Regions from separate parts of the Homo sapiens genome. Here region 1 is linked to region 2. A link is a loop called in an ENCODE intact Hi-C map of the cell type or tissue named here. Cell type or tissue: Caco-2. All regions are shown on one strand. Links, peaks and the distances in the headings refer to the core of each region. The heading gives the core; the rest is flanking DNA. Region 1 has its middle 180 kb from the start of UGT8. Region 2 overlaps UGT8 (UDP glycosyltransferase 8).

What was found. A loop is a pair of places that touch in the nucleus more often than their neighbours do. Peaks named below come from ENCODE experiments on the same cell type or tissue, not always from the same donor. Only the 100,000 strongest peaks of a DNase experiment are listed, where the experiment ranks them.
Region 1: a loop joins it to region 2, with 14 times the contacts of the local background. A loop is called at or near these places in 8 of 110 quality-filtered maps.

The regions. Positions count from the first base shown.
Region 1 is chr4:114,416,011-114,418,834 of GRCh38, reverse strand. No RefSeq gene overlaps it. Among named protein-coding and RNA genes, the nearest start is that of UGT8, 180 kb to the left of the region's middle. In Caco-2, for the core only: no CTCF peak of the experiment used is centred there; no DNase peak of the experiment used is centred there.
Region 2 is chr4:114,653,764-114,656,587 of GRCh38, reverse strand. All of the region lies in intron 2 of UGT8 (UDP glycosyltransferase 8), which reads right to left. Among named protein-coding and RNA genes, the nearest start is that of MIR577, 1.6 kb to the left of the region's middle. In Caco-2, for the core only: no CTCF peak of the experiment used is centred there; a DNase peak (open chromatin) is centred at 1,767.

The DNA of each region.
Region 1 (2,824 bases), core at 135-2,634, 240 kb after region 2:
CCCCGTAAGACCATGGATGAGTCGTACCAAAGAACAGGTATCGGTACAAGAGAGGTAAGTGTCATGAAGGACATTGTCACCACTTATTCAGCTAACCTGTGCCCTCAGACATTTTTGGACCTAGTCACAGATGTACCACTTCCATTTTACTATGAGATTATGCTGGTTCTGCCTGCCTTAGTGAATCTAATAGTAATTTGCTCATGATACAATCTTACGGCCACATAGTTATTTGATGTTCAAATGGCTAGTCAGGTTATTTCTACTAAAACCCAATATAATGCAGAGAGACGCTATTCTGTTGCACATGACATGACCCTGTCTAGAGCAAAGGATCTGCATTAGAACTTTCCTATTAGGGCTCAAAATGGTGACTTTTTCTGCTGTAGATATGTGTTCTGTCATGGGCTCTTTCAGGTCGTATGGCCAAAGAAGCCAGCTGCTTAATCACATTTTGGACCTGTTGAGAACTTTTTCTTGCCCTAGGGCCTATTCAAAGCTAGCTTTATCAGAATTCCTGGTTTTAGAATATGATCCTCCCAAAAACCAAAAAAAAGCACATTAATCATTGTACATTTATTCCTTTATGTTAGAAAATCCAAGTTGCAATAACTTGTCTGTTATTTGGGGGTTGTCTGAGAATGCCCTGCACCCCTGATTTCCTAAAACCTTTATCAATTTAATCCTGGTCTAACCACAGAACTTTTAATGTTCTATTGTTCTACTTTTCCTCTTGAACTTCATTTTGAACTGTTCAGTGCTATCTAATCCTTCAGATTTCAGTAAAATCAGCATTTCTTTAAGCAACCAACTTTTGACTAATCTTCCCCCTATTACAGAAGAAAGAGGTTGTAGAAATGAAAAATGAGTGCTGTATAGGATCTCAAAATACCATGCACTTTTCTTTACAGCACTTGTTATACTTGCAAATTTATATTTCTCTTTGTGGTTAATGTTTCTTTGACCTACTATATTTTTATTTTAAGCTTTTTTCCCTTAATTGTTCAAATATACTTCAGATAATGGTTGGAGAGGAGGTATTATACAAACTTTGGGGAGAGGGAGACTAAATAATTTTTGTCATATTAGTGTTTTTATAATTTCATATTACAATAAATATCTTTTGTCTTAATAAAGGCTCTTGGTTCTAGAAAGTTTTACCTGGGCCAGTTTGTTTAACGACAACAGAATTATTATTTTTTTAAAAGTAATGCGAAAATTATGATTAAAGTTTTAAAAATCCTGATCTGTTATAGATAAACTATAGTAAAATGAAAAGAAAACTAAATCCCCTCACGCAAAATTCTGGCAAACTACCTGACAGGTAAGCTCTTGATACCTGAGAGAATGGAAATTGGATTTCCTTTAAGCATTACCCAAGATGAAGGGGCTCAGGAACAAAGCTGTCTGTAGGGGTTATGTTGCCATCATGTGGTCTTAAGGGAGGAAACATTTTAAATAAAAACAGACATCTAGTATAGAAAACTATATGGCATCAGTTTCAAAGATGTCATTTAAATGGAATATAAGACTTTATTTTTTTAAATTAAGAAAACACTTCTCTGAAAATGTTATTAATTCATTTTATCCAAAACTTGGCTCTCTGTTCTGGGACTTCTAGTATGGCCCTTTAACTTCTTGTTTCCTTGTCAGGAGGCAAAAATAACATTTAAAAAAAAATTAAAATTATGATGCATGACAACTTTAATAAAGGGCAAACATTAGTAAAGCAAATAAAAGAGGAAGATAGAAATCGTATTAAAAGAGAAAAATTAAAGTCAGGCAATTTTCCCATAAAGCAAATGAAGCTTAAGGTTAGGGGCTCTCAGATTCCTGTTCTTAATTTTGTATTGGCAATTTTGATTCTTTTTCTTAAGAATGGTGTATTATTTGTTTCCATGCTGCTTATAAAGACATAACTGAGACTGGGAAATTTACAAAAGAAAGAAGTTTAATGGACTTACAGTACCACATGACTAGGGAAGCCTCACAATCATGGAGGGAGGAGGAGCAACTCACATCTTGCATAGATGGCAGCAGGCAAAGAGAGAGCTTTTGCAGGGAAATTCCTGTTTTTAAAACCATCAGATCTTGGTTGGGTGTGGTGGCTCACGCCTGTAATCCCAGGACTCTGGGAAACTGAGGCAGGCGGATCACGAGGTCAGCAGATCGAGACCATCCTGGCTAACATGGTGAAACCCTGTATCTACTAAAAAAATACAAAAAATTAGCTGGGCGTCCTGGTGGGCACCTGTAGTCCCAGCTACATGGGAGGCTGAGGCAGGAGAATGGCGTGAACCTGGGAGGCAGAGCTTTCAGTGAGCCGAGATTGTGCCACTGAAGTCCAGCCTGAGCGACAGAGCGAGACTCCATCTCAAAAAAAAAAAATAATAATAATAATAAAATGAAACCATCAGATCTCATGAAACTTATTCACTATCATGACAGCAGCATGAGAAAGACGTTCCTTCATGATTCAATTACCTCCCACTGGGTTCCTCCCACAACATGTGGGAATTGTCAGAATTACAATTCAAGATGAGCTTTGAGTGAGGACATAGCCAAATCATATTATTCAGCCCCTGGCCCCTCCCAAATCTCATGTCCTGACATTTCAAAACCAATCATTCCTTCCCAACAGTCTCCCAAAGTCTTAACCCATTTCAGCATCAACTCAAAAGTCCACAATCCAAAGTCTCATCTGAGACAAAGCAAGCCCCTTCCTCCTATAAGTCTGTAAAATCAAAAGCATTCCCAGATACAACGGGGGTACAGGCACTGGGTAAATACAGCCATTCCAAATGGGAGAAATTGGTCAAAACAA
Region 2 (2,824 bases), core at 319-2,818:
TAGGTGTAAGATGCAGTAGGTGCTCAATACTTATTTCTTTTAATAAATCAAGAAAGCTAATAGTAATCTAAGTCTTTGAAAGGATAAACAGCAAGTACACTGCTTTATTTTGCCATTCAGTTAACAGGATAAATAACACTGTCGTTTCCCTAGAACTTTAAACAAATTATTGAGCACTTTAAAGAAATGTCTCCTTTCAAAAATCAAGCTTAGCTACTAAATTATGTGACCTACATAAACAAAAGAAAGGCAGTCTTGCTAGCTAATCTGTCTGCCTCCTTTCTTTCCAGAAAAAAAAACAAAAACAAAAAGAAAACACTCAATTTTTTTCATGATAATCAGTATTATGCCATAAAGACACAGAGACTGATGAGAAATATTTACATAGCTTCCAATTCTGACTACCAAGTAAAATTAGTAATGTGACAGCAAAGAAGTCTTGTAAGTAACACCTTAATCAAACGATTAAAGTGGACATCATCAATAATGAAGCAAGTCAAAATCACGTACCACCTAATCAGATGCAACATGCAGAATATAGCATCCCTTCTGTGATATTCCTGTAAGGATGCAAAACCTGAATCCAATTATGAGGAACAAATGATAAACCCAAATTGAGGGACATTCTATACAACAGGCCGATATCCTTCAACAACATCAAAACAATGAGAATCTAAGAAACACTGAGTAAGTGTTCAAGAAGGAGCCTAAAGACATAGCAAATAAAGGCCACTGATAATTCTGAACTGGATCCTTTCCTTATTAAGGACATTATTAGTGGCTCTCACAAAACTTCATTGAGGTGTAAAACTTAGATGGTAGTAATATATCATTGTTAATTTCCTTATTTTTATGGTTTGTATTGTGATTATGCAGAAAAATGCCCTCATGTGCACAAAATATATATCAATGTTTTGGAGGGTGACAGGGTATCATATAGAAATCTTATTGTCAGATGGTTCTGGTAAAAAAAATAACTTTGAACTGAGTTTGCAAATTTCCTGCAGACTTAATATTGTTTTAAAAATAATGTAGTTGGGGATTGTTATATTACAAAAGAAAAATTAAATAAAAAAAGACAGCTTTCAATTTAACAATTCCACATGAGAAACATGGTTTACTATCAACAAGCATTACCACCAAGTAACAAACACCACCACCTAGAATAAGCCCCTGTAACCAATAATCTTTGTTTCAAAACAACTTATGTGGACTTCTTTTTGTCTCTAAAAGCTTCCCCTTACTCCAAACCCCTCACAGATGCATCCATGGTCTGCAATGGCATGCATATCCAGCATTGCAGACCCTTGCTATTCCCAAATAAACTGTTTTAGAGAAAAAACACACAAAACAAACAAAAACAAATATCCCAGGATTCTGGATGATGCAAACTAAATAAATAAAAGTTTATTGTGGAAAAATCTAGATAATCGATTTTTATTTTTAAATTTAAACTTCCCTCCATCAATTTCAGCATCTAAATAACATAATAAGCTGCAAATTACTTTACAAAAAAAAAAACAAAAAACAAAAAACTAGGTACCGGGAATTGGTAAGTGGTCTATTTTGTAAAAACAATGTAGGGAAATATAAGTTATCAGTCATACTTGAAAATTATAAAGCCATTGCAAAAGACATAGGAATTATATTGTGTGGCAGACTGTATGTTCCCATAAACAGCTAAATTAGTATTTCCAGTCCCACATGTGTTTTCAGAAAGTCCCCATCAAGAGGTGCTACGTCCACACTGTATAAACTTGGGCAGGTAAGCTTTGGCTGACTCGTGACTTCTCTGGTCAACTGATTACAGAAGAAGTAATCCTATGTGAGTTCTAAGGTTAGATAACAAAAGATACACTTGACACCTACTTCTCTCTCTCTTGCAAAATGCACCCTTCTTTTCCAAACACTATGCCATATCAGTAAAGAAGGCAACATGAAGACAAGGGAAGGTGTTGTAGCTACTAGCTCAACTAAAGTCTCAGCCAACAGCTAATTTTAACTGTCAAACATGAGACTGAACAAGCCTGAGGATGATTCCAGCCTCTAGCTCTCAAGTGTTCTAGCTGATTCCCCAGACAGTATAGAGCACAGAAAAGTTGTTCCTGCTATTCTGTCTGAATTCCTCAACTATAGGTATAATAGGTGGTTGCTTAAACGTTACTAGGGTAGATTTTGCAGCTCTAGGGGCTGAAATGTCTCTAATGCATCTTCATTTGGTTTCTTTCTCAAGAGTCATAAATGGAATCTGAAAAACAGCACTAAGAGATCCACATGAGGTCCCTAACATTTTTTTTTTCTCATAAAGATCAGGGAGAATAGAACATAACCAACAGTCACTGAATACCTACTTTGTGACTTTAAACACATTAAGTTATCTCTTCTAAGAAAATACGAGAGTGGATAAAGTTGAGGCCAATAATACCAAATAACCTACTTCTAATCCATTAACCTATGGTCTTCATTAATACTCCAGCAAAGAAAATGTAATACTTACTACATTTCCAAATTAATTTCCAAAATAATTCTGGTAGCTATATTCCCTTTTGAAGTCCACTGATATTACCAACAAAGACAGAGCGCAGTGCAGATCTTGTTTAACCTGCATGCATATTCATTTCATCAATAATTCAATATCAGTTAACAAACTTTTGCTGGTCACCTTCTATGTGCCAGGCACCAGGTGTCAGGAATATAAGAGAGCAAGATATGGTTTCCTCCTCAGAAGTTCATAGTCCATTTCAGATTCATGAGCTTCATTAACAGCACATTAATACTGCCTCTGCCCTACTTCCTCCCTGAAGACTGGGGAAATAAAGAGCCT